Regions from separate parts of the Mus musculus genome. Here region 1 is linked to region 2. The links are chromatin loops, found by intact Hi-C in ENCODE. Cell type or tissue: left cerebral cortex. All regions are shown on one strand. Each heading gives the region's core, and the rest is flanking DNA. Links, peaks and the distances in the headings are about the cores only.

The links. Hi-C counts contacts between places; a loop is a spot of excess contacts. Peaks named below come from ENCODE experiments on the same cell type or tissue, not always from the same donor. Only the 100,000 strongest peaks of a DNase experiment are listed, where the experiment ranks them.
Region 1: it touches region 2 in a loop (6-fold over the local background); 2 of 42 quality-filtered maps call a loop at or near these places.

What each region holds. Positions count from the first base shown.
Region 1 is chr3:10,317,845-10,334,411 of GRCm38, forward strand. It overlaps Impa1 (inositol (myo)-1(or 4)-monophosphatase 1), which reads right to left and starts at 13,595. Exons shown (of 9, transcript NM_018864.6): 1 at 13,478-13,595; 2 at 11,099-11,164; 3 at 10,501-10,634; 4 at 8,263-8,367; 5 at 6,208-6,253; 6 at 5,060-5,168; 7 at 3,768-3,876. The coding sequence starts at 11,161. Slc10a5 (solute carrier family 10 (sodium/bile acid cotransporter family), member 5) reads right to left here. Exons shown (of 1, transcript NM_001010834.2): 1 at 13,890-16,567. The coding sequence ends at 16,450. In left cerebral cortex, for the core only: no CTCF peak of the experiment used is centred there; DNase peaks (open chromatin) are centred at 8,993 and 9,743; H3K27ac peaks cover 1,427 bases.
Region 2 is chr3:10,390,237-10,406,803 of GRCm38, forward strand. It overlaps Chmp4c (charged multivesicular body protein 4C), which reads left to right. Exons shown (of 5, transcript NM_025519.2): 5 at 1-769. Among named protein-coding and RNA genes, the nearest start is that of Chmp4c, 32 kb to the left of the region's middle. In left cerebral cortex, for the core only: CTCF peaks have their summits at 9,879 (motif pointing right) and 10,701 (motif pointing right); DNase peaks (open chromatin) are centred at 8,589, 9,892 and 10,683.

The sequences.
Region 1 (16,567 bases), core at 7,655-10,154, 73 kb before region 2:
TGCACACCATCTTTCACAAAGCCAACGTTAAAAAGGAAAGGAATGACAGGGCCCCAGCCAGCTTCAAAGGGTGTCCCACATCCCCCGAAAAGGGCAAACCCACTGACTCCACAACTGAGCGTAGGCCCAGCTCAACCTGGACTACAGGAAATCAGGTGGTTAGACAAAAACCAGAATTCCTCGGGAACTTGTAAAACCAGTTCCCATCTGCCAAAAGGCGTCATTTCCCTTACCTGTGCAGAAGAGACACATGGCACCATTGACACATACCTGTAGCTACGTATCAAAGCCAGTACCAGTTTCCAGGATCCTTCAGTCCCCACCCACGTGCTCGTTAGATATACATTTCAGAGCCTTCCCACCAGACTCCTGGCCTTCCCTCCCCGGCTACTCACTCTCCTCGCCAGGAATCTGGCTCTGTGCTCTTATCGCTGCCCCCACCCCCACCCCTTGCTATCTTCTTGTTCTCACTAAGCTCTGTTCTCCATGTCTCCTATCACTATTCACCCCGGCTTCCTTCCCAGCCCTGGCCACACTCATCTTCTTCTTTCTCTCTGTCCTGGACTCCCCCAGATGTCCTTGGCTGTTCTTTCTCTTGTACCAAGAACAGAAACCTTAACTATACAATGGAGAGGTCACATCAGCACTTTCTTTACTCCCCTCACCCCTGCCACCCTGCCCCAATAAAACATCCTTGGTTGAGATGTGTTTCACAACTTATATTTTTGCTTCATATCAAATGTAACGAAGAACTAGCAAGAACAGCCCATCTACTTAACTCCACACGACAAGTTTTAGCTTATGGAGAAAGGCACGGTGAGCAGGACGGTAATGCTGAAAATCCCAGAACTGTAAATTTGACACTATCCCAGGCTATACAGTAAGACCCTGCCTAGAAGGGAGCAAACTGAAACCAAACCCAAGAAAGTCTATCTCCCTACTTCTTATGTGAGATACGGGACATGGGGTGCTTGAGAGCTCAAGTTCTAGAAAGAATGACTGAGACTGCTCACAAGTAAGCTCTTGTGCTCTGCCACTCCGAACCCTTCAGATAGGCATCTCTACAGGGAGACTTCTACTGACCTCTGGGGAGCTCTACTCTGCTAGCAAGCAATGAAGGCAGGGATCCAGATTCCGAACTGGAATTTCACCTGCTCCTTCCAAAGTCCAAGTGTGCCTGAGAGTGAAGAGAGCTTGCGCTACACATCAAAAGATCTGGGTCTGTTCTCATGCTCAGCTGGTTCCGACTTTGCTTCAAACTTTCACACTGAAGAGAGGGAGGGGTGCCTTACTTTAGGGCGCAGTGCAATGCTTACAAAGATGATGAATTAGCGAAGAGCACCATGTTTATCTAAGTCTGTTCTTTACTAGGCCTGTCCAATTTGGACTTACACAAAACTGTAGACTTAAGGGAAACAATGAGACTACATGTGATTATTTTGTAACTTGGGTGTGCAGCTCTTAAGTATGAACCTTCTCGGGTCAATCTCAGAATGTTGGACACCTCTGCATTAAGTCCCCCAAATGATGCAACTGGTTCATTATTACTGACTTTGTCTCATGCCTGCGGTCTCATGGTGTTCTGTATGAGCAACTCTGAAATGTCAGTGACAACTCACTCGGCTGAGTACGAAAGCTCTTCTTCTTGGGAACACTGTCTTTCCTCTTTCAACCAAACCCAAAACACCATTTTTTCCTTCAGCTAGTAGCAAAATAAAAGGCTAGAGTAAAAAGCACGGGAAGCTATTCTGTAGCCATTTTACTGCCCGTGGTTAAAGTCCAAACTTTAAACAGCCAACCGCAGCAGCAGCTTTTAAGAAGTACCTTGTTCTTGCCTCAAGGACATTATTCCTTGGGCCTCAAGAGCTCCATGTTCTGGGAGGTTCAGTGGCTAGGTGACAGAGACTCTCATCCACCTTACTCATTACTGCATAGACCACAGATTCACAAATCAGTTTGTACCACGTCAAACTTTAACCACGGGCAGTAAAATGGCTACAGAATAGCTTCCCGTGCTTTATACTCTAGCCTTTTATGTTCTTGAACGTCTTAACTCCTAAAAGGGACGTTAACTATTAAAGAAAGAGAATGACCTGGAAGCCAGTGCTGTAGCTATATCTCCATCAGCACATCTCCTGTAGCTACTTCATGTGCCTGACCCTCTGAACGCATCCATAAAACAAGCCTACATTAGATGATCCTTGAAGTATTATCAAAGTCTATCCTTGATGATTATTTTCAGGAGAAAAAAGGTAGCGACAATTGGCAATAAGAGAAAATCATGAAATTCTCTTGTTATTCATGAGCTCTCACTGTGTAGCCCAGGCTGGCCAAAACACCCAGTCTCCCTAACTCGGCTTGCTCTGTACCCGGCATGACCGACCGACAAGTGCTACAGAGCCTGGCTTCCCCATGGCTTCTTGTTCATTTGGGACAGCTCTTCTTGTGTAGCCAGGCTGTCCTTGAACTATTCTCTACAATCTTCTTGTCCAGCCTCCCACGGCCAAGGTTACAGGCATGCTCTACCATCTTTGCGTCAGTGGCTTTTTAAGGATTATTTTTACTGAAACAACCATAATAAAGGTCAGAAAAATGCTACTTATGTAACCAATACCTGTATTAAATTTAAGAACATCAGATTGCTAGCTTTTCCTAAAACCTCTAAGATATATACTTGCTTCAAAGACAAACAAAACTTTTTCAGCTAGGGGCTCACTATGTTTTCTAGACCAAACCATAACTTCTGGAATCAAGCAATCGTCCTACCTCAGCTGCCTAAGGAGGCAGTAGTACCAACATATGCCTTCACTTCTGGCATATCCTCTCATACATCCTGTCATTACTGAAGGACTCTGAGGTTGGAGAGCAGTGTTACGGGTGTAAAACATGTAACACTAACACTTGATCAATAGGCTAAGGCAGGAGGCTCTCAAGTTCCAGGCCAGCCTGTGCCACAGATACACATACATATACTTATACATATGCATATATGAACATATACATATCATTATAGAAAGATTTTAAAAATCTGCTAAAAATGTAAGCATTTATAAACACAAAAATTCAAAAACAAAGAACTCATGAAATAAACACAGTAACTACAAATAATACAGACAGAAATCACAGCACAATGTAAAATTATTGTACTGGCCGGGCATGGTGGCGCACGGCTTTAATCCCAGCACTTGGGAGGCAGAGGCAGGCAGATTTCTGAGTTCGAGGCCAGCCTAGTCTACAAAGTGAGTTCCAGGACAGCCAAGGCTACACAGAGAAACCCTGTCTCAAAAAACAAAATTAGTGTACTGTACTACAAAACAGAAGTATTAATATATTAATAATTTTATCTATTAAGAAACATTTACAAATTGACTTATAAATGGATACTGTATTCTGTTTTATCTGAGAGAAACACTTAAAATAAAGCTAAGGATGTTAAAATAAAGCTAAGGATGTTAGGAACTGTTGCACAGACCTCTAAGTCCACCCGTGAGGAGGCCAAGGCAGAGGGACACTGAGGCACAGGGGAGACAAGGCAGTAGTACTGTGAACCTGAGGCCTGCCTCAGATACATAGCAAAACTCTGCTGAAAAAATCAAATCAAAACGGAATTCATCGCAAACGAAAATTCCCAAGGTCAACTCTAGCCTCCACAGGAGCACAAACATAAACACAAACACCCCAACCCACTCCCACACAGAGAAAAATAAAAATGAATCCCTTTAAAGTTAAATCCTCTTTAAGTCTGGGTGGGAAGGAGAAGGCCTTACCCATGGATGGGGATGGAACACAGCTTTTCCATGTTGGAGAGAACGATCCGTAAAGTCTCGGGCTTTCTGGACGAGCCCAACTCGGTCACCAAGAGTGACTTGGTAATGTCTGGAAAAAAAAGCTATTTCAAATAAACCTCTAGCCCTCACTAACCAAAACTCTAGCACAGCAAATCTGACATAGTTCAGGATAAAATGGGACATTTAAATCCTCTTTCCTACTTTATCTATTTTTCTTCCAATCTTCAAATGTTAAAACACTTATGAAAATAGGTGTGGTGTTTGACAAGACTGCAATTAAAACATAATAATAAATCATTTTAAAAAATAAACAACAACAAAGGAAATGAACAAACAATATGCCCTCAAATGAAGCCTTCAAGAGAAAGGCTAGGGCTGGACATAGTGCTGTGCATCTTTAATCTAATGACTCAGAAGACAGAGGCTGGGCAGCTCAGTTCAAGGCCAAGCTGGTCTACATGGCTAGTTCCAGGCAAGAGCTACAGTGAGACCTTGATTAAAAGGAAATCAAAGCCAGAGGGAAAGGAAGGAAGGGAGGAAGGGAGGAAGGGAGGGAGGGTAGAAGGAGGGAGGGAGGAAGGGAGGAAGGTAGGTAGATTTGCTGACTAGTTTATGGAAGTCTGTGAAGATCCCAAAATCAAGACTGTTTGCAAGTTTAAAGGCCAGAGAGTAGACAATTTATAAAGCATTGACACTGTAGCCATAACTAACCTAGAGACAGAGAAAGCAAGGGTATGTGGACAGGTTATATGCAAATACATCATTTTATAGGAGGGGTTTGACCCTCATATAGAGACTGAGAAACCATGTGGATCCTTGTTAAGGATTCTCAGGTGGTTTTGTTTGTTGGGAGCATAGACTGCCCTAGAACTTGCTTTACCCAGGCTGGCCTCAAACTCCTGATCCCTCTGCCTCCACCTTCTGAGTGTTGGGATTCCAGGAAGATGGCACCATGTCCAACTGATCTCAGCGTTGACATGCATTATTTATGGTTTACTGGCCAATAATGGGATCGAGAAATGCTAAGAAGTCTGAGGTGGTGTAACTGAAGCACTAAGACGTGAGCTGTTGGAACTGAGGCCCGGGTGCCCACAGCCACGCCCACTCCTGCTGAAATTCTGGGGTGCACTTGCTCAACCGTATCTGCTTTTCTGCCCTAACCACCATGCGAAAAACTGGGGTCAGAGTGGGCAAGGAGGAAATCAGACAATCTGGAGTCAGCCGATACTTGCTAACCCAAAGGTGGTGTCAGCACTGGAAGACAAACTCACCTTCCTGCTGGGACACCTGAAGCTTCTGACCGTTACAAAAGGCACCTTTCCCTTTCCTGCCGGTGTACATCTTATCTTCCACACAGCTGTACACAATTCCAAACTCCATCTGCAGAGGAAAGCAAGTCTCTTAGCAAACCTGGGTATTTTTCCATTAACTGGTATCATTTTATGAATAAAGCAGCAAGAAAATCTATTATATTTATAAAATAGATTCCAACAGCTGAACTGTGGGGAAGTACTGCCCAAACACAGTAGGTCATCAGGGCTCCATCCTTGGCTCCCACTCAAGTCTAGGCGGAGAGAATGTGTCCCTCTCCTAGCTCAGACACAGAGGGCTTTTTGAGTTTTCTACGATGGACACTGTGTCCTCCTGGGTTCCTGCCATCCACTCACCCATGGATCCTTCTTTTCCTTCCAGTACTTTTTTGCAACCTGAGAATTTGAAACTAAGGATTCAAAAGCAGAGAGCACTCGACTGCTCAGGCTGACTATGTTGAAGGCTGATTTAGGACCAGGTGGTATACCAAGTGACCAGTACAGCCTGTGACCTGTGTTTTATACGTGTTTGTGTTGCTAGGGATTCAACTGGGTTGCTAGGGTTTACATACGCTAGGTGAACATGCTACCACTTCGCCTTGGGCTTTTATTTCAGAAATGTCTAAGTGTTGTGTTCCTACTGACAAAATGCAGCACTCAAGCTCCTCGAATACAGCAGCCAAATAGCCAAACAGCAGGGAACCAACAAAAGGGACCCCAGTGATTACAGATCTTATTCTACTGGGTTTCGCATGTATTCATTCACTTATGTCTATGTTCCTAAGTACATGCCACATTTCCAGCCATCCTTCGGCCCCTGACACATGCTTAGAAATGTCCCACTTCATCTGAGGAACTGTAAAGTCACACTAATTCATGACATGGCTGTGTATGACAGGAGGATGACGGGGACCTGTCTTCTCCGTGTTCACTTTTCTTTTCCAACGCTGGCTTCTCAGGAAACAAGCCTTATCCACTGGGAATGTGCGTAAACATGTCCCCAGCCTTGAAGCAAACGTTTACAGGTGGCACAAACCAAATACAAAAGATTAACTCTTTCTCAGAGAAGAAAAGCAAAGTATCTTATAAACCATATATTTAAGACATACCTCTTTATTCACAAGGAAGCCAATTGAAACAGCTACAAAGGGAAACCTTAAAAAAAAAGAGACAAAATCCACAAACTAACCAAGACAGAATTTAATTTCAACAAGTATGTATACAATTGTTTTCAAACCAATTCTTATAAGATGGAATATGGAGGGGAGGAAGAAGCTCCATCAACACACGTGCGCGCGCGTGCGCACACACACACACACACATACACACAAACACACACACATGCACACACACACGCACATACACACACAAACACACACACATGCATGCACATGCACACACACACAAACACACACGCATACACACAAACACACACACATGCACACACGCACACACACATGTACACACACACATGCACACACACGCACATGCACACACACACAAACACACACAGAAACACACACACACACATGCACACACAAACACACACACATACACACACACATGCACACACAAACACACACACACATAGCTACAAGATCACTGATCCTTACCATGTCAGGTACTATACTAAGTTCTTATAAAAGTGAACAATTCCATGAAGCCCACCAAAAAATAATTCTATGAAACAGGTACCATTAGAGCTGGAGAGATGGCTCAGCAGTTAAGAGCACCAAATGCTCTTCCAAAGGTCCTGAGTTCAAATCCCAGCAGCCACATGGTGGCTCACAGACATCTGTAATGAGATCTGTTGCCTTCTTCTGGTGTGTCTGAAGACAGCTACAGTGTACTTTCATATAATAAATAAATAAATAAATCTTAAAAAAATATATGGCCATTTTATATGTCTTTTTTCTTTCTTTAAGATATTACTAGTAGTTTAAGCTTCCCTGGAGAGCTCAATATGGCGTAGCCCAAGCTGGCCTCAAATCCATGATCCCCCTGCCTCTACCTCCCAAGTGCTAAGATTATACTCTTATACCTGGTGCCATAGTTTTTGTGAACTTGAAACAACCTAGACCTATCTGAGAAGAGGAAATCTCAGGTGAGGATTTGGCTTGTGGGAATGTCTGTGAGGCACTGTCTTAATTACCAACTGAGGTAAGAAATCCAGCCACTGTGAGCAAGCAGGTCTGGGCTATAGAAGAACTGGAGCAGAGCGAGCCAGGGGAAGCATGCCAGTGAGCAGTGCTCCATGTCCAGTGAGCAGTGCTCCATGTCCAGTGAGCAGTGCTCCATGTCCAGTGAGCAGTGCTCCATGTCCAGTGAGCAGTGCTCCATGGGTAGTGCATGGAGCTCCTGCCCTGAGTTCCTGCCTTGGCTGCCCTCAATGTCATGCTGTAGACTGAAATGAAATCAGCCCTGTCCTTCCCAGGCTGCTTGTGGTCATCATTTATCACAGCAACAGAAAGAAAATGAGAACACTATAAAACTAGAATCTTACACTTTCTTTTAACCTTTATTTTCCCTTCATGTGTATGCAGCATGTTCATGCAGAGACTGTGGATATCAGAAGAGGGCACTGGATCTCCCAGATCTGGAGTTACAAACGGCTGTGAGAGGCCATGTGTGAACTGGGAATTGAACCTGGACCCTATGGAAGAGCAGCCAGTGCTCTTAACCCCGAGCCAGCTCTCCAGTCATGACTGGCCTTAAGTATTTTTAAAACCAAGGTTTTCAAAAGAGTAGCTTGTCTAATGTCACAAAGGCAATAAACAAGCTGCAGGATTCAAATCTCAGATTTGTGTGTGCAGATCCTAATGCCACACCCTTTAGCACCCCTGTTTCTCTCTGAGTGAGCTCACTGCACACAGAGAGCATCTCACCAGTGAACTTAGCAACTTCTTTACTGGTCCAAAGGGCCCATGTTACTCTGTCATTTTTGTATAGTCTTCACAGACAGAAAAACAATGGTGAGCAGGCACATCACGTCCCAAGTCCATACTATACCATTTGGTCCCTTGCTCCACAGCTTAGAAAAGATCTGCACAATACACTTAACTCCACCACACATCTCATACACAGCTTCTTCAAAGAAGGAAGCCTTGAACAGAGACTCACCCAGTGAACACACAACAGGAATCATACTAAAATTCAATGCATACCGATGCACGAAGTTAGTCGTTCCATCAATGGGGTCAATGACCCACGTGGGCTGCTCTGTGAAGACCGTCTTCTCCCCAGCTGCCACAGACTCTTCACCAATGAAGCTGAAAGCAGGAAACACAAACTCCTAACATCTAACATCTAAATCAGATTCAGGGCTTTAAGCTTCAGGGGCTACCAAGCCAAGTCTAGACTATTGTTCTGTTAGGTTGTTGCTCTGCTAGAGAGAGAGAGAGGATGATAATAATAAACACGATGAAGCTCTGTTTTCCTCAGAGCAAAGGTGGGTAAAACAGTACTGAGTCCTATATTCTAAATGCAACACTGGCATAAACGCAGGGGAAACATACACATCTGCAAAGGTCATTCTTAAAATGAGAAAGTAAGAAAACACATCGATGTTAAAACTAAGCGCGGGGAGGGTGAGGCTGCACAGGCCATAATCCCAGCACTCGGGAGGGACAGGAGGCAAGAAACAGGCTGGCCTAGCCCAGAGTGAGACTGCCTTAAAGTCAAGCAAACTTAAATACTGAAAGACCACACATTCTTTAGATCCTAGCAAGAGGCAGAGCGCATACAGCACTTCGTTGAGTGTGAACTGACTTCTAGTCCAAAGAACACAGCAGGACCGAGTTGTGCAGCCTTGTTACCGGTCTGGTAGTTTCAAATGTTCACACTGTTCCTCCCTCCCGATCCTAGAATAGGCCAGCTTCCAAGCAGCTCTGAGAATGACGCAGAAGTGAGGAACGGGGACACTGCCAGCAGACGGCCCACAGGGAGCTGGAGTTGCCAGCAGCTACAGAGGTAAAGGGTCCCTCAGTCCTACTGGGGCCTTGGAGACCCACTGACGAGAACTCCCAGACACCTCAGCCAGGCCCACACAGCCAAGCTACTCCTACCCTGGCCAAACTGTGAAACACTAGTCTGTCATGTAGAATGACTTCAGAGGGGCAGTACATAACAGGAGAGTTGGTAAGTTACCGAGAATATAAAGTACCCGCTGAAATGCCTGTGTACAACTGTCAAGTCAATTTTATAAATGGTGTCTGAGTTCACTGGTTTTCTTCTCGCCTGCTCTCTTTTTTCTATTTTTTCTTGTTTGACATTGAACTCTTTTAATACATATTTGTCCTCTTTTTCCTTTCTCTCTTATTTCTAAGCCTTTTTATTGGAAGGAACTATGTTCAGTCACAACTTTAAATATTTTTCCATCTCATTGACTAAAAGACTGACAGTGGCCAATGTCACAAGGAGGAAAACATTAACAGCACTGCAGCATAAACCTTTCAAAGGATGGCTTTTAATTTCTTGAGTTCTGGGGACTTGCACCCGCAAAGAGTGCTCTACCGCTGACCTCATTTCAAGCCTGCAGTTTCCTGAGACTGAGTGTCACTGTGCAGCCTGGCTGACTACATATCCCCGTGCCTCCTAGCTCCTTCTCCTGAGTGCTACAATTAGGGCATCTGACATCTTGCCTGGCTGACAACAATGTTTTTGCTAAATGTGGGTCTGATTTAGGATTTTCTACAGAACCTCCTAATGCTAGCACTTCTCTCCCACACACGGAACTCTGCAATGCAGGGAGTTTAACCGAGCTTTCCAGCTGTGCTGATGGCAGCAGAAGCTACTTCCGCTATCCACACTATCTTGTCAAAGACCCCCTCTTTCCTGACCCTAGAACCACAGGATAGGCAATCACCCTAAGTCAGCACAGGGTAAAAATATATAAAAGATTAGTCGGAAACAGCCAAGCCATCAGTCAGGACCAAGACCACACACACACTATCCAAAGCGGCCCAGATGTTACCCACAGGGGTCTTCCTTCCGTCATCCTGGCCTGAGCAGCCCCACACCCTCAAACTCAGCTCCTTTGCAAGTCAGAGTCACCTATTACAGCTCTGGATCTACAGATCTTTGCCTCACGAGTAGGCTATCCCACCCTGGACCTGGCTTTATCACTATAGTGTAGGCTATCCCACCCTGGACCTAGCTTTATCACTGTAGTATAGGCTATCCCACCCTGGACCTAGCTTTATCACTGTAGTGTGCAGAAGACTCATGCATAGGCTATCCCACCCTGGACCTGGCTTTATCACTGTAGTGTAGGCTATCCCACCCTGGACCTGGCTTTATCACTGTAGTGTAGGCTATCCCACCCTGGACCTGGCTTTATCACTGTAGCGTAGGCTATCCCACCCTGGACCTGGCTTTATCACTGTAGCGTGCAGAAGAGGTACCTGTGACATGGATACTTTTCCTTTATAGAAGACATGAGCATTTTTTCAACTTTTTGGTCAGTAACTGTTACCAAGTCGGCTGGAGAACTTTTAATCATGACATCCATCTCATTTTTTAAAGCTTCACGAATCATCTAAAAAGAAGTTTTGGGTAAGCAAGTAAAGAAAGATGTAAGTAATTTAAACCAAACAAGAAAGTCAATCACAAAATAACTTCAAGCATTCAACGACTCTTAACATGGTCTTAAATATGTTCTTTCCAAAATGTCTGCAAAACAAAACACTTTAGGGAAATAGTATGTAATTTCATATCTTATTTTAGATTCATGACCGCCGTGGTCAGGTTAACATTACAAACTGAAACATCCAGCTAGAAGCGCCATGCCCATGGTTCCTCAGATTAGCCCAGGCCTAGGCTCCACCCCCAGCCTCACACGCGCACACATGCACACAGGAAATCAGCCATTTTCACTGTATTTACAGTTTAATTAAACTGCACATGTAGATTACTCAAAGCATGCTTTGTTGACCAAAACTGCTCTGTAATATCTACACCACACACTACGGCCCCCTTCAGCACCCAGACTGTAGTTCATACCTCTCCAGCTTGCCTCGCGAGGATTACTGCATAGTCCATGCACTCCTGCCAAGGGTCTGCCATTATCTAAACACAGCCAACAGAGATCAGCACAAAACAGTTACGAATCATGCAGACACTCACTTACACAAGCATCTCAATTAGCAACGGTTTGATTTTGATCCACCCTTTCCCTGGTTGATAGTTCAATTTTTCCCCACATATAGTCCCAGTAAAAAATCATTTTGAAATATTATATATTTCACCTCGTAGTAAGACTTTTTTGTTACTAGTGTTGCTTTGAGTCAGTGTCTCATAGCCCAGGCTAGACTCATAGCCCAGGCTAGTCTCATAGCCCAGGCTAGTCTCAAAGCGAAGGATGACCTTGAACTCCTGACCCCGTCTGTACTTTCCAAGTACTGCGATTACCAACGAGTTATTATCATAGCAAACAATGTTCTATGAAGCTGTCTCCCAAGTGACCACACAATATCACATTTTGGGTTGTAGCTATACCATATCATAGTGTGGGGGTGGGGGTAGCGTGGGGATGCCCCTGAAGCTTAGGTCAAGCTCAGATGAGGTCAAGACATGGTCTAACGGGTAGGTGTAGGAGTGGGTGGGGAGCAAGGTAAAGAACATGGGAAGGCTGGAATCAAAGCACTTTTAAAGACCAAGGAACAAAGGCTGCCTGTATTAACTCAACTCCAGGGAGTTCAGTGCTTTGCACATGGAATTAAATAAGGTAAAGGTGAAGTTTTAAGGTTCACAGATTACAAGTACTTTGCCCCGTATTATATGAGCAGATTTTACAGAACGTATGCTCAATTCTGATGGGAAAGTTCCCTGCTTTCCCTTACCACGTTTGAGAGAAGAAAACTCTATGTCTAAAAGCAAAGGTGCCATTTGCCTCCTAGACTTCAGGCAGGGGAAATGTGAGCAAGTGACTTGACAGCTTTCTGCTGACCTCTCCAGACTCACCCCAGGCTTGACCGCACTAACACTAACGTGGGCCCCTAGCCCAGGGAAGCATGGAAGTGCTCATGCCCAGGAAAGGTGGCCGCTCTGCCTGCTTCCCAGGACAAGTCACACCCTGTGCTTCCCCTGTAAGAGCGTCAGGTACACGGAGAAGCGCAGGGACACAGAGCAGACAGACACAACCAGATGCTGCTGGCTACGGCTTCACCTTCCTTCTTATTGATATAAGGTGGGCTTCAAGCTTTGAGCATCCTCGCTTAGTCTTCAGAATGCTGGTGGGATTACAGACATTTGCCCTCACGCCTAAGCGCCTTTTCCTGTGATCCAAGCGTCCAAGCAAGCATATAAAAGGCGCTTTGAGTTATAGAATAAACTCCTTACAGCTCTTCAAGAATGCTTTCCAAACTTGGTCACACTTGTTCTTACTGCTCTCTTCTATTCTGTCACAACTGGACATTCTTGGGCTGGGCTTGCCTCCTCACCACTTGCTTCCTCAAGCCACTCACACTTTACCTTGTGACAACATGAACAGAACACCTCCTGACTCCCCAGGACTGTTTCAAAAGCCATCCATCGAATCTTCAACCCAACAGATATCAAGCAATAGACAGTTGCAGAAAAACTGCTGTTGCTATGCAACATTTGGTCATTTATAATGCATGCTACATCTTCTTAATCAGTTCTAATATTCCTTGAGGAAAGGAGGCTGATAAATAAAAATTTCTGAGGTGCCCTAAAATGTAGAGGTCCAGAAGAGGGAAGACACAAGGGAAGTTAATTAGGTAACAGTTCTCTGGGGTTTGTTCTGGCTTTGTGGAGCATGGTGGGGGGCAAGAATAGAGACTTTAAAAGCCTGTGCCTTGAAATTCAATTATAGCGTTAGCTCATCAGAGGCACTTTTTTAGCTTTGTTGCTGGTAGTTTACAAAATGTGCCCCAAGTCTTGGTCCATTTCCTAGCTGATATATATTAATGGCTCAATAAACCCTTTTATTTCAAAGACCTTTGCTTCAAGACTTGTTTTCACGGGGGTCATATTCTATCACCCTCACTTTGGGAACAAAATCATACAGACTTAAAATTGTTTCTATCCTATACAGGCCCCGCTCCCGACGCAGGACATCACCGGACCTGGTCTTGTTCACCCCTAATCCTGTAAATTCGTGAGCCAGGGAACTTGCCGTGTAGAGCCCTGAGGGCTTGGGCAGAGCCGGGCTCATTCTGCGACACAGAACCTCAGAGATCGAGGACCGCCTGGCGAACCCGCTCGGCTGTTTCCGGAGCGCTACGGAGAGCACCGCCGGGAGGAGGGCCCGGCAGGCGCCCCGGCCCAGCATGGGGAGAGCTTGTCTGCAGCCCGCACAACCCCCCGCCTCGGCCACCGAATAACGCTGCACGGAAGCCAGGGACAGAACCGACTCACCTCGCGCGAGCGCACCGCGATCGATGCTCAACCGCCGGCGTCCGAGGGCTCGGTTCTTCGGCTCTTCCGGAGGTAACGGGGATTGCTCCGACAGGAAGTCCCGCCCCATTAAAACCCCGCCTTCACGTCTTCGCTCAGACTGGAGGTGTAAGCCGGGCCGAATTTGCCTTTGTAAGGGCTGGTCCGGTTGAAGTTACCGTGTTCTGGCATTCTCCTGCATACCCTTTCTTCTCTAAGAATCCCGTTTTCAAATCTCCACTTTTGTCTTTATTAGTTTATTTTTTTATTAGTTTATATCATATATGTTATATATTAGTGAAATTAAATATATATAATATATTATATATTATATATTAAATTATATATAAATTATATTAGTTAAATTTCTTTATTAGTTTATATTTTCCCATTTCCCATTCTGCTCTTCGGCTACAGCTAAATTGGAGTTGTGACTGTCATTGGGCACTCTCATTTGTTAAACCTGTAAGCCTAAAGGAGATTTTTATTTTTATTTTTTGCACCAACTCTCTTCTCCATAATTCACTTAGATACAGGTTGTTTGTTGTGGACTTGACGGCGGCAGGCAGTTGCTCTCCGCACCTGCAGCCCTCAATACTAAGGACCATAGGCTTTGTAAATACTATACAAGCACCCTGTCTTTGAGCCGCTTTCAAAGGCGTCGATTTTTAGCAGTGTTCCATTATGTAGCATAGGTTGGCTTCTGAAGTCTTTGAGCATCCTGCCTCCACTTTCGGGCTACAGGCACCTGCCACCACACCAGACAGCACTTGTGCTCTTACGTGCTTAAACATAAGTGTTAGAACGGTTTCATGAAGAGTCCCTGCACAATACAGATGAGGAAAACAAAGCTTGGAGAAGTCAGGGGATTTGTCCCAAACTCACACAACAAGAGCATAGCACCCTGACTCCAAAATCCGCAGAGAATCTTCATGGCTCAACCACTTGCTCTGGATGACCAACAAAGGCTAGTTTATGGTTCTTAAAATGTTTCCTCACGTGGAACAGTACCATGGTAAGTATGTTACTTTTAAGTGGAACTCTATCCAGATGACCTACCCACAAGATGACCACAATGCCCTGGCATAATTACTTGTGAAGTGATTGGTTCTCAGGAATCAAAACAAGAAATTATCAACAACATGTAACATGTCTCAGAGATGAGTGGCAGGGACAGCAAATCGGATTGATAAACCCACAAAGACAAAATGAGTCTACTCTTCTGAAGCCTGCTGCCTTAAGACACTGATGTGGGTGTCTATCACATACTCATGGTTTTTTGCTCTTCCACAAAAGACCTTCAAGAGCTTGGTTTTGGGGTCCTCTATTATCAGTTGTTTGAAAATAAAAATCTTATCAAATGCATGCTGTATGAGTGAAAGAGCCTCCCCTGACATTGCAAAGCAGGACAGATGAGGGACCAGGTATCAGATGTCTTTACATTAAATGATCGCTAGCTTCCTCCATCAGATGAGCAGGACTCCATGGGGCTCATTGCAGCCTCTGCTGCTTCTTCCTTGCTACAGTCAGGTAACTCAGCACAATCCATTCTCCTGCCAAGTGCCTGCTGAAAGCCAAGCGCACAAAGGAGTCTGATGTTCTGATTCCGTTATAGCAGCACTGACTGCAGGCTGGTGTCACACAATACAGAACCCTGTTGCTGAGTGTGTGGAGGTGGCTCTGATGTCTATAGAGACCTCCATACATGACAAGAAGAAAACTCTAAGCACACACAAACATGTACACTCACATGACTGCACACACACACACACACACACACACATACACTGGGGTGGGAGGGGTTCTGTTCTAGTCACTTAAGCAAATGCTAAAACTTATGTGGTGTCCCAAAGTTCACTGGAGAATTATTGACTGAGATTAAAATGGTGGAGTCTCCATAAGCCAGGTGAGCTACTCAGGAGTAGAGTCTATCTCCATGTTATTCAATATGGTTTCATGATTGATGGAACATAGGTAGGAGCTGCAAACACTGATCAAAATAAGCTAACATTCTCTGTAGTGTTAACAGGTTCCAGATCATTAGAATATATATTATTATCATCATAGAATTGTTATTCTATGCATAGTGGAGTGGACTTATCATTCCTCAGAGCTACAAACTTAAAACTAAAATCAAAATTTAAAACCTGGCCCATCAATACTTTCTGCGTTTGTTTACTGTTTGATTAATCGAGGTAGGCTCTCCTGGAACTCACTCACTAGACTAAGCTAGGTTCAAACTCATGGCAGTCCCACTGCCTGGCATCCCTCTTGCTCTTAAGAGCAAGGTATTTGGGTAACTTAATCCTTATTTGATTTAATACATTTAATGATGCATAAAGCTATCCCACAAAGCACATGTCGGGTTAACCTGTATCTTAAACCTATGTGGACGTCTGTGTTTTACAGATTTGAAAGCTGACGTGACACATTCTCAGTGCCATCAAGCACAGCTAGAAAGAGAGCTGCCTGGCCTTTGATGGGCAAATGGTGGCACCTCCATAGGTTGGTATTACGCAAATGCATTTATAGTTTGAGCCTCTGAACGGGCATTTCTGTTGAAAAGCCAAATGCTCCAGGGAGGTAGCCACTGCTTTTCTGATCAGGATAGACATCCACCACCACACCATCAGGTCTTTTGTAAATCATGCTTTTTGTACACTGGACTTAGTGACATAAGAAAGAACAGATTTGGTTGTATCAGCCCAAAACACTATAGGCAAGAACACTGACAGGAAAATGTTAAACCATTTGGATTAGGCTAGGTTAGGGTAATGTATAATACACATGCAAACACATACACGTGCACACATGTAACATGTTATACGCACCTGTATGTCACACACACATATATAAGACATACACATACAGGTACTAGAAGAAATGATCTCCTCACCTCCCATGTCAAGCTTTTAACCAGCTTGAAGGTGACTATAGTGCATCTGCTGTACATTTTAAACTAGAGGAGTTTTTTCATATTCTGTGCTAAGGGATGGCCTTCTCTTAGCCTTGTAGACCAGAAGGAGCAGTAACATTTCACAGCTGGAACACATGGCTACTGTAAAGGGGGCT
Region 2 (16,567 bases), core at 8,407-10,906:
GCAAAGTGAATTTTACTGACATTTCATACATATTCCAGTTTATACACCATCCCGAGGAATACCTGGGTAACTGGGGGGGGGGGGGGGAATGTCTATGCAAATACGAGGCAGCTGTGTGCATCCAGGTCATGCAGAGTAAAAATAAATACATGGCTAGAACAGACTTGTTCTAGTGAGTCTATGTATTCAGAGTTTCAGTTGAGTTTCACAGCTGAGAATCTTTAGGGAGCTTTACTCTAATTGATGTTTATTATGCCGGTTGAGCTTTGAGTGGAGCAATGGATGAATCTCCCGAAATACCTGAAAGCAGTAACAGCGTAGTGTGCTGAGCGGTGCTCCCGGGGGTGTGGTTAGCCACTCAGGGAGCTGAGTGAGCACTTGTGGGCGGTGCTCCCCAGGGTGTGGTCAGGAAGCTGAGTGAGCACTTGGGGGCGGTGCTCCAGGGGGTGTGGTCAGGAAGCTGAGTGAGCACTTGGGAGTGGTGCTCCCGGGGGTGTGGTCAGGAAGCTGAGTGAGCTCTTGGGGGCGGTGTTCCCGGGGGTGTGGTCAGGAAGCTGAGTGAACACTTGGGGGCTGTTCCCAACACTGCTTATTCTCTTCTGCTTTCTGTTCTCTTGCACTTTAAAAGAAACAAAACAAAACAAAATCCAAACACTTCACAGCTTGCACTTTGTAAGTATATTAAAATACTGGCAATTAGAAATATATCTTGAGTAAAATTTTGCCCATGATTATCTTTAAATGAAAATAAATGATAAAATTAGGTGTCACTCGTGCCATATCACAGCAGTGAAATGACAAATCCCATGCTGTGTGATGCTCTGGTGTTCCCTCCACCCATTTGAACAGTCCCATGGATTGATTGGGAAGAGTCCCTGGCGTCACCTATGCAGTCTCTGACCCCTTGTTTCCGGTTTGGAAGTCTGAGTGTTAGAGTGGATGACCCCATGGCTGCCATTCTGCCACAGGTGCTTGGCACTGGCTGTTTGTCTTGGCATTCTTTCTGCCCTGCAGGGCATACATACTCTAGTTTCTGGCTAACATTTTCCAGCCTAATTAGATCTCAACTGCATGCTTGTTTCTTTTTGTTTTGTTTGTTTGTTGGTTTGTTTTGCATCCTGCTTGCTCTGTGGCTTGTTTGTGTGTTTGTTTTTCATGCTCTCTTTCCTGTGTAAGGTTAGCTGTGTGAAAGAGAGCATGGTAAGGTCAGGGGTGAGACCACATGTCTTTAATAGTCTATTTCCAGGGCTCTTCAAAATCTCGTATGTCCAGCAGGCAGTCAGTCTGTCAATACGTCCTCAATGCACATCGACTGACTGACTGATGAGGTTTACCTTCTGCCCTTAAACAATGAGAAGACTGGACCCTGCCTGTGAAGCAGTGATACAGGAGTAAAGCAACAGGATTTAGACATCACTGGACAGTGATGCCCGAGAGAAGGGAGAGCCATGTGGTGAACATGCCTAGTGTCCTGGCTTTACAAGGGGAACTGGACAGAGTCAGGTGGTCTTGGTGAGTTTATTTTTGTGGGGAAGTGTCCTAGACTGTTATGGAGACAGAGACAGGTGTGTGTGAACACAAAGGAGTGATCTGTAGTGTGAATGTTTGAGTGTCCCCCAGCTCACATTTGCAATACTACCTCAATGATGATGGGGGTTTTAGTTAGGGTTTACTGTTGTGAACAGTCACCATGACCACCCCAACTCTTATAAGGACTACATTTAATTGAGGCTGTCTTATAGATTCAGAGGTTCAGTCCATTATCATCAAGGCGGGAACATGGCAGTGTCCAGGCAGGCATAGCTCGGGAGGAGCTGAGAGTTCATCTGAAGGCCTCTAGGAGAAGATTGACTTCAGGCAGCTAGGAGGAGGATCCCCCACACTGTCACACTTCCTCCAACAAGGACAGACTAACTCCAACAAGGCCACACCTCCTAATAGTGTCCCTCCCTGGTCCAAGCTTATTCAAACCACCAAAATGGGTTTAGGCAGTTGGTCCTTTAAGGATGTGCTTGGGTCACAAGAGCAGGACCTCTGGGGTGGGAATAGTGATGGAATTTGAACTTGAAGGAGTTTGTTCATAAGCTTTCTCCATGCAAGAAGATGGCCAGACGGTAGTCTCTGACCCAGTGTGAGTCCTCCTCAGGCTTGCTGACTGAGGAATACGTTCTTGACATTTGTAGGGTTTAGGACAATGACATGGAAGCTCAGTCTACCAGAATAAAGCACATGGGTAGAGAGGTCCCTTCAAGGCTGGATCTGCAAACACGCCTGAGGGAAGGACTGGCTAAAGGAACCAACTGCTGGGGACATGTGGACAGACCATCTCCACAGGTCACAGTGCCTGTTCCTCATCTCCAGTTCCCAGGATGGAGAGATTTCTTAACCATGGCAGAATCTGGTTGAATCCTTAGGGCAGGAGGCCAAATTCCACCTATATTGAAAACTATTCTAGTTCTATCCTAAGAAGCTCAAAAGCAAACCTCAGAGCATCCAATGGTCCTAACACATTTAAACAGCCACCAGAGGGTTAAACACTAGTAACTGAAAGAACACCATGATACCCAATAGCATGAAATTCTCAATCATTCAGCATTCAGATATGTGAAAAATTAGGAAACAAAATTAAATTAAAAAATAAAGAAAAAGTAGGAACAGACTAAGAATCGGCGTGGGTAATAGAAGGCAAGAGTTTTGAAGTAGCTCTTACACGTACATTTCATATGATTTACACAACATATATCTGCATGTTAGAGAAAGAAGAACAATGTATATCTGGGCTAAGGAGACGATGTCCTTAAAAATTACCCAAGCTGAAATGCTAGACATTAAACCGACAGCAACTGGGGGTGGGGAGCAGGAGGAAGACTACCTCAAACAGCCACTAATTTCAACAATTGAGACAATTAAAGGTTTAGTATTGAATTGGCTTGATATTTTGATGATTATTTATAGCTGTTGGAAATAAAAATTAATTATTAAATAAAAATGTGTTTATTTCTAACAACAACAACAACAAAGATTGCCACTGGTGGTATTAACAACAGCTAAGTCATTGCAGAAGAAACGAGGTGTCTAAGTGGAGCACAGCAAGAGATCTGACTGCAAACAGACAAAGAACAAGAAGAGACTGGGGAAATCAGAAAGAACCGAGAAAGAGCGCATAGCAGGATCATATCAAGTCTCCTAGCAATGGGAGTCCTAGCCTGCTGTGGATGGGCCAGATAAGTGAGTTAGGGGAACCAGACAAAACATTTCTGGAAGAAATAATGGTCGAATTTAAAATTTGACAAAAGGATAAAGTTATAGCTTAACAAGATTCAGCATAACTGTCAGTCTGTTTTCTGCTGCTTTTACAATACCTGAGACTGGATAAATCACAAAAGACCTAATTTGACTTACAGTTTTCCAGACCGGGAAGTCCACATGCATAGTGCTGACTCTGGTGAGGGCTTCTTGCTGCATAGCAACCCTGGCGAGCCAGTGTGGGGCTAGGAGTGTGGCTAAGTGGGCTCCCTCTTCTTAGTCTGTCATCCTAATGACCTCCTAGAGCTCCTGCCTCTGCATATGACTAGCATGCGCATCTGAGAATGTTCTCCTACTGGGTGTGAACTTTTAAGGGACCCATCTAAACCACAGCAATAGCTCAAGCAGAAACAAAGTGTAGCCATTTAAAAATATCAAGCCTCAAGAGTAAGTTAGGAGATGCTTTGCGTTGTCTTCTTCCTGATTGAGCACAGGACCCACATGCCTGGCCTGACGGGGCGGCTAGCGTTCTGGGGCTACAGAGTCTCCACCAGACCTGGGAAAGGAGCTTGTTTAGCTTTTATTATGTTTAATTTTAATTAAAAACTTTATCCATACATTTATTAGAAACACTGTAGTATTTAAATAACTAGATTCTGCTTTATATATATATTCTCTATGTCTGTCTGTCTTTCTGCTTACCTAGTTTCCTCTGCCTGAGGTTTTGAGTCAGAGCTTCACTGTGCAGCACATGAGTTTGTTTTATACCTCTGGCTGACCTTCATTCATCTTGCTTTGGCCTCTGAAGCCCTAGAATTACAGGGCTGCATTGCTAGGCCAAACATTTGTGGCAGAAATTTACAGCTGATCTGAGATGCACTCTAAATGTAAACTACCCCCTGGATTTCAAAGACTTGGTGTAGGGAACTGTAAAATATTTCATTAATAATTGTGAAGTGGAAACTTCTGGTTTCTTTGGAAAGTCAGTTGGGTCAGATGGTGTTTTGCTGCGGCAGAGACGTGCAGGAGTGTTTTCCTGAAGTGGGCAAAGGTGAAAGGATGCTCTCTGCTAATGCCACATGTGTTAGTTCACCTTACATTGCGTTGCTGAGCTCTGCTTGTTGTGACTTCGTGGAACGAAATGCACCAAAAACCTGGTGTTTCTCTGGCAGCTTCTTGCTCCTTCCAGGGACTTGGACCGATTGGCAGAATGATGTCAGCCGATACAGGCTCTTGTGGAGTTTTTCTAGGCAAGACTCACCCACTGAGGCAACACATGTGCTGAGGCAAAACCTGTGGAGGACTTGTGATGTTTGGAGGGATATAAATAGGACTCAGTGAACTGTGAACAGAGGCTTGCTTGCTTGCATAGATAGCTTGGCAACGCTTCCTTGGTCTCAATTCTTCGCTGATCTTCACGTGGTTGAGAGAGACACAGCAAAGAACTTCTCCTGGTGTCTCTGTTGGTGTCTCATGCTGATTTGGTGGAGGCCTGGCTGTGTGGCGTTTGCTATTCTGACAGTACTGAACTGGACTGCTGGTCTAGTCGTGAAGTGTTTGAGTGGATCGAGCCGCCGCCGCCGCCGATTTCTATGAGCTGAACTGCTGACTTCCTAACAACACAGACTGGAGTTGCTCCAAAGAACAGTTTCTAAACAGTCCACTTCCTCCGTATCCTAATAATGTTTGTTTTCCACGACTTATGATGGGTGGTGGGCTAGAAGGGACGTTAAAGCATTTAAGAACCCCTATTAAAAGTAGGGTTTGAGAAAAAATTAAAGCCTATATAATTGTATATTGACCATATGTACAAATATTATTTTAAATTCATTGCATTAAACAAAACACATTATTGGAAATGTATCCTATTTCTTTTTCTTTTTTATGTTTCAAAGTGTTTTTTTAAGTTACTTTATGTTTTGAACTTTGTTTGTGCACATTGGAGTCTTCCTGCATGTGTGACGGTGACAGGTGCTCTGGAACTGGAGTTTTAGACACTTGCCAGCCACCATGTGGGTGCTGAGGGTTGAATCTGAGTCTTCTGCAAGAGCAGCCAGGGCTTTTAATTTAAAACTATGAATACCACCAAATCAGGTGTTATTATATTTCTATTGGTTAGCTCTGGGCCAGACCAGCTCCTCTCTGTCACTGAAGCTTCGGGTAATGTATGAGCTGAGTCACTAAAATGCCAAAGTACAACAACAAAAATGTTTCTCTTTTTAAACTATAAATGATATCACTCCGAAAAGAAACAAAAGTACTTTGAAATGAATCCTAGTGCTGCCCCCTGTTGACATTTTGGAGTGGTGCAAACAAGGCAGACTACCCGAAATCTAAGTGCTGAGGTTATGATAGGCTACTGTGGCAAATCGTTCTCAGCCTAGAAAAACTGTCACAAAGTCACACATTCTGGGATGTTCACCAAAGCTATGCCATCACCGTATCAGGGATCGAAGTGGGAGACCTCAGGCTTTGTTCTTGTGTCTTGTAAGATATTCATCCAAGATAGTATAAAAACAAGCCCAGGCTAGTGATGAGAGTCAAGGGAAATGAATGCTCTGTGTAAATGGAAGAATTGCCCCGAAGCAGAGAGGCCTTGAGACTCGGGGCAACCACAGCTGAGACACTTCTTTCTCAGGGTGGTCAACTGCAGGGAACAAGACTGCTATTATTTGAGCAGGTGTTCTCTTCAGGAGTCATATTCCAGGGTCAGACCTTGAACTGGCCTACATGACTCATATATGTACCCCTGGGCCAGCCATCTAGATCCTCCAGAATGGAAAAGCAAGATGGGGGTGGGGAGGGTGATAAAGTCCTGTAACCAAGGTGATCTTGACTTGCCAAAGAGGGAACTCCTGCCCATGGAAAACTTCATTCTGCCTGCCACCATTGATGTCCAGTCTACAGTGGGGAACAGCTCAACCCTAATTGTAATATTTTCTTCCTTGGAGGACATAAACAGAGCATTGGTTTACTTAGTGGAAACTGAAGTAGCAAAGAATTTAAACTTCACAATGGCATCTGTCTTACTAAACAAATTAGATAGTATGGTAAAGCTAGCAAGCCTAGCAAGAATAAGATAAACAAATCATAAAGATGCAACGACTAGTAAGGAACCATTACTTTACAGCTCCAGGACATTAACAGATGACGCGTTATTCAATTTCTGTCTTGTCTCTCTCTCTCTACTTTCTTTCTCCCATCTCCTTAATTTAAGACAGACGTTAATGGTTCTGTGGAAGGAAGTGCTCCTTAAAATAGCTGGAGTCCTTCCCCATCTTCAGACTCATATCATTTACTTTTTGGCTCACTAGAAGTTTTATTGCCTATATACAGAACACTTGAGCTATTTTTCAGAAGAAAACAAGCCGGGAACCCTGAGGACTGTGAAGCTAGGGCAGTGGAGCACTGCTCAGAAGACACACACTCCAGCTTCGAGCACGACGAGGACGAGGAGACACACACTCCAGCTCCGAGCACATAGGGATGGATCCTCAGACGAGGAAGGCTGCAAGGGTGCACACACACTATGAAAGGCTAGAGATACGTCTTCTATGATGCGGGGGAGTAGCTGGTCCCTTTGGAAGCAGGGCAATTCATTTCGGCCTCTCTGTGGGATCGGATGTATGTGTGTAGTTATTGTTTTGTTACAGAATACCACCTCATCCTCATGTTGATTTCTATGGTCTCTGTTACCTGTGGATGACTACCACGTGAACACATAAATCAGTGGAATTGTAAGTTACATGCTGGTCCTAATCTGCCTTGTGCATCTGGGCATGTGATGTGTGCATGTCCTGTGTGTACACACCATATATGCTACCGGCTTAACAGCTAACTGGTGGTCTTAACCATCAGATTACCACAGTATTACAGTGCTTGTGACCAAGTAACCCTTATTTTACCTGATAATCATTAAAAGAGGAAATATCGAGGCACATGTAATTTTATTGTATTATATTGTTGGAATTACTCAATTATGTCCTTTCTGTGCCTATTATACAAACTATATGTGTGTGTATGTATGTGTATATGTGTGTTTCAGCATAAATATACATAAGGGGAGATGGGGTATGTACAGGGCTCCGCCTATGACTTCAGATGTCCTTTAAAGACTGTGAGCCATAGTCCTTGCAGACCTGTGTACATGTGATATGTTTAAACACAGATTGCATAGACACTAGATTGCTCTGCGTGCCTTTGGGCATGGTTCTGAAAACCTCCTTGCTCTTTATGCTATTTTGTTGTGTTTTCTGGCCCTAACTCTTGCTTTTCCTTTTCTTGGCTTGCTAATGAGAAGTTACCACATTCGCCATAGTTTCATTGCTCTTTTGAAGCTTCCACAGTTCTGACTTTAGGTTATACCTTGTTATGACCCTCTTACAGCCATGGCATTTGGAAACCCTATGCCTGAGCTATAAAACCTCATCTTCCCATCTTCAATGCTGGTCTATTAAACCCCTCATTGCGGAAGACAGCCTATGTAACTAATAAAGCTTGATTTAATTGGTTTGTCCATGGTTTGTGTCAGTGGTCTTTCTCCTCAAATCTGTGGGAATAACAAGGTAACTGGGAAAAGAAGCCCAGATAGGTATGAGAGGAAAACTATATGAGTTTAGGTAAGAAACAGTAAATAGGATGCGATAGGAGAGGCACAGAAATACAACAGTCGAAACTTAATCCATCAATACAAGAGCTTGAAAAGTTAGTTATGCCAAAGCAAGGCTGACAAAATAAAAATAAGAGGATTCCTCCTGGCCTTCCTTCCCTTGAGAGGTGTTCCAGAGCAAATGCTGTTGTTGGTGCTTCTAATCCAAACCTGTTAGATTAGATTCCCTACCTGTATGGTGTGTCAGACGGGATCCTGTTGGATGGGATTTCTGCCCAGAAGTGAGTGGGGTCAGCCCTCCCTCAAGTTATTTAGCCTTCAACTCGAGTGCTGCTCCAAGATAATTTCATCCATCTTCTTTCTATGCTGGATGGTCAGCCACTCCTTACAGGAGTTTCAACTTCCGGTTCTCTAGGTAGCCAGCCCCACCAGCCCCACGTTCTTATCTACCTTTTGGGCTGGATGTCTTCCCAGTACTTGAGCTGTCAGTGGGGAGGTCACGTGGTTCTGCCGTGTTTGTTTGTTTGTTTGTTTGTTTGTTTTTCCGGGCCTCTGGGCTGTGCCTCCTGCAGAACCACTTTAATTGCAGTTTCAGGATTTTCACCGTCTTTCCCCCAGCGTAACTGTTAAGACAAGTGATGTGGGCTGGCAGACACCCTGTGATTCATGAAGCACGTGACTCCTCTTTCCAAAATTGTGATTCTGCTGTATTCACTTCTGGAAACTTTCCCTTTCTGGTTTGTGTGTAAATCCAGCCCACAGGAGTGAAGATCTTCCCTTCCCGGTGGCTTTCTTCAGTGCGGTGTGTCCATAGCGTTCTTATTCTCCGTGTTGTCCCTTTCACACTTAGTCTCTTTTATGTTTCGCAGACTCACACCCTCTTTCGTGAGCAGGCCAAGTGTTTTCTTTGCATTTGTGGGGGTGGGAGCTGCGGTGACTGGATTGGGGGTCACCATAGTAACAAACCTCTAGGCAAATCTTCGTGGGAGTTTCTAGATTAGGTTACAGACGTGGGAAGACCCGCTCTAATCATGGGCAGCACAGTCTCATGGAAGCGCGACTAAGTAAGTGAGCTGGGCAGCAGCTATTGTCTGCCAGTTTGCCAGGGTGTCAGCATGCAGCTGTTCCTAGCTCCTGCCACAAGACCATCCCCACCACGACTGGGCACCTCCAGACTACGAGCCAAAGCAATTCATCCCTAAGTTGATTTTGTCATGTTTTGTGAGACAAGGAGCTAAAACAGTATGGAGAAATGCTGTGTGTCTATGCTTTCCATCTCTGTTTACCTGAAGACACCGGACTGGTTTTGTTGTTTGTTTGCTTTTTAATGAGAGATTTTTTTCAATTACTTCCGTTACATTACACATGATTGTTCAAGTTTTATAATTTTTTAGTTAATATTGAAAGGTTGTAAGTATTCAGGCTTTTTTTTCCAGGATTTGTTTTAAAGAATATGTTTTTTTGTTTTTGATTTTTAGTTTATAGTAGCTCCGTTTGATCCTCTTTATTATTTCTGTAATGGTAATGTCTCTGTTTCGACTCTGCTTGGTTTGTTTGATTGCATATAGGGGTTTTCCCCCATATAATATATTCAGGTGATGGTTTTTTCTCCTCTCCTCCGGATTCACCCTTTTTTGTCTCTCATAAGAAAATAAACAAGATTCTAAGGGATAATGATAAAACATATAAGATAATAAGATAAAATAAAGCCAAGCACATCAGAATGGTAAAGAGAAGAAATTGCCAAGAGAGTCTCAGTAAATGAAAGCCACTGTTGAAATTCTTTGAGAAGAAAATGGACTGAATGAATACTGGTTTAGCTGCTTCCATTTGTAGCTGGCATAGTCAGTCAGTCGTCTAAGATAAGTCCTGGGATGCATCTCCCCGAGGTCAGGCAAGTTCATCAAGTATGAGCTGCTCAGTCATCTGAAACCTGGGGGATCTTAATCTTAGGTAGGCTGATTCTCTGTTGGGAGGGAGTTCTTTGCAGAATGTCATCTTATGCTGTTATCCACAGTAGCCACCAGGAGGCACTCTAAGCCCATCATAAATGCTTAGGAAGGCGCACTGACTAAAATCTGTCTCCAATTGTGGGAAATTGAGAACAGGTTGTATTTTATTAATTGGATTGTAAATGAAAATAGTCGTTTCAAAACGAGGCAATAGGGCGGATCATATAGTTTAACGGAGACTCTGAGAAACTACGGCCTTTGAGGTGGCTTTTGTTTGCCCTTTTTCATGACCGCGAACTGCTGGGGTCATGCTACAGGTGGCAATGGCACTTGAGAGTGCGTCCCCAACTTTTACTACATATGGCTGTGCCTGCAGTAGCCGGAATACGATGCCTATGCTTAGGGGATAATCTATGGAAGACTAAGAAACCTTGATTAGATTCGAGCTTACTGTAACCAGTAGCCTTAGATGCCAGGGCTCTGGCTCCTCTTCACAGAAGAGGCAGGACCTCGTAACTCTAGACTTGGGTAAGAGAACTACTGCCTACCTTACAGGAAGGATATAGGCATTGCACTGTATCCCACAGTCTTGCCTTTAATCCTTGAAAGAATCCACTTAGGTGAGCATCCATTGTCCACTCCTGTAAGCAGATATTCAGAAAAGCTCCGTTCTGGATTGTGAATGGCTGAGATTGAGGCTCTGTATGTTTCCAGTTGCTGACAAACCGATCGTCACAGGATGGAGAGGCTTGCAATGAAACACTTTTAAATCCTATAGGCCATAAATAATTCAAACACTCAAGGGTCTCAGAAGGCTACAATGAAGGCGTGAGTAAAGCTACGATCCAGTCTTCTGGTCTTCAAAGCCACCACGTTGCAGCTCATTATCATAGCCAAGAGGTGGCGCTCTGCTTCAAACAGGTTACACAGGGCTACCCAGACAACCACAGATAGTCTTTTCATTCCAAGGTCTTTCATTTCATTACATCAGAAAAGCCATTCAAAAAGGATAAGGACATTTGGGAGCTAAGTTGACACATCACTTGCTCTCTGAGTCAGTTCATGTATAATTCTGTTCGGTTTTTTTGAGCTGCCTGACTGTGTGTGTGTGTGTGTGTGTGGCTTACTTCTTGTCATTAATTACAGCATGAAACAACCTGTATACAAATATCTCTGAGCCTCTCTAAGCGTGGATTACTAATGAACTCCTAGTGTGTGCCAGGCATCCTACTAGGTGGTAGCTGTGCAGTGGTAAAAAGCCAGGCTCTTCTCTCTCCACAAAGTGAAATGAGGGAAGTCACGGAAAACAGATGGGTGAAACAGAGTTGTCACACTGGCCCTGTGGGAGAAGAGTTTAAAACAACATTCTGTGAATGCTTGAGCAGCCACGAATTCCATGAGACCTTTTTCTTTTCACTATGGATTCTATGATGAGGGGAAGTACACTCTGTCCAGAGCGGAGGGGACCACACTAAATCAGCATGACCAATGGCTGCTATGGTTCTGTCTGAGTGCCAGAGGCCTGGACTGCACTGAACTTGCCTAGGATGATGGCATTAAAGTGTGATTCAAAACACTCAAAATTTAGTCTACAAAATAGACATGAGTCCAGGGATCAGGGACAAGATGGAGAACTCTGTCTCTGATGAAAGTGCATTTCAAAGATTACAGGGATGACCCAATGTGGTGGTTTGAAGAGGTTTGGCCCCAATAGACTCACATATTTGGATTCTTGGCCATAGAGAGTGGCACTATTAGGAGGCTTGGCCTTGTTGGAGGAGGCATGTCACTGTGTTGATGGTCTTTGAGGATTCCTATGCCCAGGCTCCATCCAGTTTGGAAGACAGCCTTATTCTGATGTGTTTGGATCAAGATATAGAACTCTAGGTTCCTCCAGCACCATGTCTGCCTGTATGCCACCATGCTTCCTGCCATTTTACAAATGAAGAAAATGGGCAAAACATCTGAACTGTAAGCCAGCCCCAGTTAAATGTTAGCCTTTGTAAGAGTTGCCTTGGCCATGGTGTCTGTTCACAGCAATGAAAACCCTAACTAAGCCACCAACCGTCCATGAAAGCTTCACAGACATAACCAAATGCAAGACAGACTCTGTGGGAACATAGCCTCATGGGGTCGTCAAGGAGCCTTGCTTTCTGTAGCCTGTCTCTTTCTCTCTGTCCTCACCTCACGTTCCTAGTTTGAGGCTTCATTGGTAAAATGAGCAGTTTGGAGTGGGACGGTTAGGTCTATTTTTGAGTCAGACATTCAATATGTAGTCCAGGCTGGCCACAAGCTTGGATGAGTACAAGGCAAGCTGGTAAGTAGGTTGCAAGAGGCCGGAACATGGTACTATAATGTTAGCTTCCTAGACACTCTGGGAAGGACAGCCCAGATGGGAAAACACAGGTTTAGAGTTAAGGGCTGGTGACAGTCATTGACATGCAGAGAAGACTGGAGAAGTATTAGTGTCATTGTAACTCATGTCAAACACATGGCCTGCCACACAGCCCAGCTAGCGATCTTTGTGGATTACAGATTAAACTGTATTGTATTATGGAGCTAGCTAGCTAGATGGCTCAGCAGGTAAAGTGCTTGCTGTGCACGTGTGAGAACCTGCATTAAAATACCTACAGCCCACCGGAAGCAGGCTGTGGTGCGCAACTGTAATCTCAGCGTTCCAGTGCTGAGGTAGACCAAGGCAGGAGATTCTCTGGGAGTTTGTCAGGCAGCTGGCCTGGCACACGTAGCATGTATAACAGAAAGATTCTGTCTCAGACAGGGTGGGTGAGAGCTGACAGGTGAGGTTGTCTTGGGACCTCGACGTGTGAGTCGTGCACGTGCACACACTCACACACACACACACACACACACACACACACACACACACCTGTACTCACACAGGAACCAGAACACATGCCCGTGAACACAATGTTCTGTTGTCCCACGTTTCCAGAACTCCAGGGAAAAAGGCAGAGATGTCAGGAGAGGGAAATGGGCAGGGATTCTTATTCATAATTCAAATGACTGCTCTAAAGGAGCGCCCTCCCATTTTAGCAGAAGCTGGTGAAGAACAAATGTGGAAATGTGGTTAGAAGGCCTCTAGCAGGCCCACACAAGGCGACCACTGACCTGAGCAAGGCAAGCAAGGTGTCAAGGTTTTGCCTCTTCCCCTTCGCCCCTTGCTGTACTCTTAGATTGCACCCCTAAATCAAGCCTGTAAGGTCTACTCACTTATCTGGCCACTGACTCACTTCTGAGACTGATCACCAAGATCCAACTATCAAAACATCACGGTCCAGCAAACAAAATTCATTATTTTGACTAACGTGATTAAAATACCCAACCAGAACTTACCGTCCTGTCAAGCTCATTCTAAGACAGACCTCCCCCTTTCCCTATTCATATGAACATATGCAAAGCTATTTAATGTTTCTATGTGACTCAGACTCAGTCACCTTGCCTCTTTGCTCTGCTTAGTAAAGGATCTCTTTGCGTCTGGTTTGTACTGGGGATGTGGTGTTTGTGTGTGGTCTGTGCCTAATCAGGGTTCCAGAGGGGAGCACTTGGAAGTATGTGGTGTCTTCAGGATTCAAACAATGTTCACTTTCCACCATCTTCAATTAAAACCTCTGTAGTTATATGAGGAACCAGTACGCATGGCTTTATCACGGTAACCATTTTGTGCTTGGAGAATCGAGGAGTGCCTTTTATGTATGGTATCTTTGTCTTGACAGCAAACAAACTCTCCATTATTCCTTTGACACAGAAAGATGGGACTGAGCCAAAAGGAACAGAAAGCTTCCAAGAAAAACTTAAAGGACTCTGAAACTTGATCCTGAATAGGTCAACTTTTATTTTTTGCGTTCTTTGTGCTCATAAATAATACCTTTGCAAGTCTGATACATTTATATGGAAAGTTTTATTTTTAATTTTCAGTGCTTATAAAAACAAATCATAAGCATCATATAATCCAAAATGAAGGTGGAAATTTGGGAATTCTTTGGCTGTGTCTAATCATTATTTACCTACAGAGCGTGCATTAGAAGAAAATATTGCTTGAGGTAGGGATGTGTTCAGAAAACTAGAGAAACAGGAATGGGCTAGTATGGCCTGTGAATCTGAGGAGTGACGGGAGGTGACGGAGGAAAGGTCAAGCTCCCGTTTATTGTCAGTTGGGTCCTTTAAAAACTTTCCTGATGAAGTCTGAGGTTCTAGCATCTTTAAGCAGGCTCATGGAGGTAGAATGTGTGTGACTCATCACTGCAGGTTCCCTTTGCCTGGCTCCTGACTCCCAGGGACCTGCTATCTTCTTAGCACAGTGTCGCAAGCTCTGGGGAAGTACTAATCTCAGAGGAGAATACCATCTTTACCCAACACAGGATGTATCACTCGGTTCCTGGGGCAGTGATACTGGGTCCTGAGACTACTGTACGGATTATAAACATTCTGTTGGGCACTTTGGACACTCTGTCCAAGTCCTCCTTTTCACATGAATATCGATGCTCAGAAAAGCGAATGAACCTGCTTCAGTTGGTAAGAAGCAGAATCTAAATGTAAGCATAGGTCTTTACAATTTTAAGTGCATTCTTAACTAGAATAGATGAAGAGGTAGGATTGAGCATGGCAGGCTCTAGGGCTCTAAGACCTATTTCAAACTCAGAAACATTTTTCAGATACAAAGTGCTGGGGGACATAAACACAACTGTTTGGACAAACCCTGTGTTTAAGTATTCATGTAGTAAGGTCAGCCCTTGGGTGAGCAGTTGCCATCCAGCTGAAAAATGAAAGACAGTTCTCAGTGTCTTAGTATATGTCTTTCAGCGTGAGCAACAAAGATCTTGCTTTGGCTCTAAACTTGCTCATCTATTGTTGGACAATGGTTTTGTGCACTGTGTATTCAGATACTGATTGCTCTTCCCAGACATCTGATTGCAGTCTGGAGGATAGCACGGTCAAGCATCTCTGGTCTGAATGTTATGCACGGATTGTTTTCCCTCACCTTTGATCGGCTAATAAAGAGCTGATCAGCCAATAGCTGGGCAGAAGATGGTAAGGCTGGACTTCCAATCTCAGGCTGGAGATCCCAAGAGTAGGGAGTAGAGGAGAAGGAGAGAGGCACGGAGAGACCATGTGGATGGACTAGGAGGATTCGCCCTGAGGTGTCAATGAGAGAGTGGGAATGAGGATACACATGGATCAGAGCAAGCTAAGGCAAGACCGGGTGGCAAGTAGTGGTGCATTTGGTTGCAAGGTAGCAGTCTAGTTAGATTAGGATAGCCCAGAACCTGGACAGCTTAGTGCCAGCAGCTTATTAGTAGAAATACCAGGTCCCTGTGTCTGTCCTTGGGAGCTAAAACAGACTAGAGTGGGAGTGCGGTTATTTAGGAGCAAAAGGGGTGTAAGATAACCCCCAAGAATTACATTTACAACATATTATAAAAACAACCCTCCAATATCCTATCAAATGTCAAAGACATATTTGAAGAACAGAGGCTTGGCATATGGGAAACACAAGTCTAGCAGACCTGGCTTAGCTGTGGCTGCCCTGGCTTAGCTGTGGCTGCCCTTGTTCCCTGCTAACTTTCCTGTCACCTGAGAGTCCACACTCGACATTTTCTCCCTTTATGTAACTGACCATTTAGTTAATTCAAGTACAGGTGAGTTTATATTTCTTCCTTTGTCAGCAACTCACAGAAAATATTTTTCTATTTTATGCTAGCTGATAACACACACTTGTAACCCTAGATCATAGGAGTCAGGGGCAGGAGACTCACCACAGGCTTTAGGCCAGTTGGGTCTACATAGAGTTCTGGAGCAGCCCAGGCTATGTAGTGAGACTCTGTTTCAAAAACAGCAAATATCAGAGCTAGTGATGATAGACTAAGCAGCCGAACAGTCTCCATATGTATAGCAGACAGGCCCTCGGGGTTGTGATGGCCTTGCCCAGTCTAATGGCACATCCAGTGGGAAAGTAGAGCCAGAGGTTTCTTTGTTTCTATGACTTTGACATACAATCACCCAATATACATTGCAAGGACCACTAGCCCTGATCAAATCTCCCAGTCCACAGAGGATTCAGGCAGCTCTGTCTGCATGTATTTGTCTCCTCAGGAGTCAATCTACTGCCATACTTATTGGTGCACTTAGCTTAGGTGGTGAGCTGTCCAGTTACAGCAGTTTCCAAGCCCCTTTCAATGCTCTGTATTTGGGCTGAGTCACTCTGAAATTCATCAAATTCTTCTCCAGTATCCACTTACCTTTCAGCTTCAACTAAACTATTTCCTGCAGGCCTCATCTTTCCAGTTAAAATATGACTGCATTATTCTTGTAAATTACTAGTTCGATGATGTTTTTATTTCATTTCAAAGAATGCACAAACATCCAATATTTTATAGATTTAAAAATCATTTTAATTTGATAACTACCACTTATTGAATGCGTAGTTAGAACTTGTAAACTGGATCATTCTTATTTACAGCCTGGAATTAAAATGCAGGGTCAATGATTGGAACAATATGACTAATGACTAATGCTAGGTCTGATCACCAAGGCCGGCTCACTGAAGTCCTGTTGTATTTTCTGTGCACAGAGACGTTTCTGAGTGGCTGCTGAGACCGGCTCACTGCAGTCCTGTTGTATCTTCTGTGCACAGAGACGTTTCTGAGTGGCTGCTGAGGGCTGTGTTCACTGCACTGCACCTGTGCAGAAGAGGCTGCCCTATTGTAGGTGCTGAGTTTGCTCATAATTCATTTAGACAGGT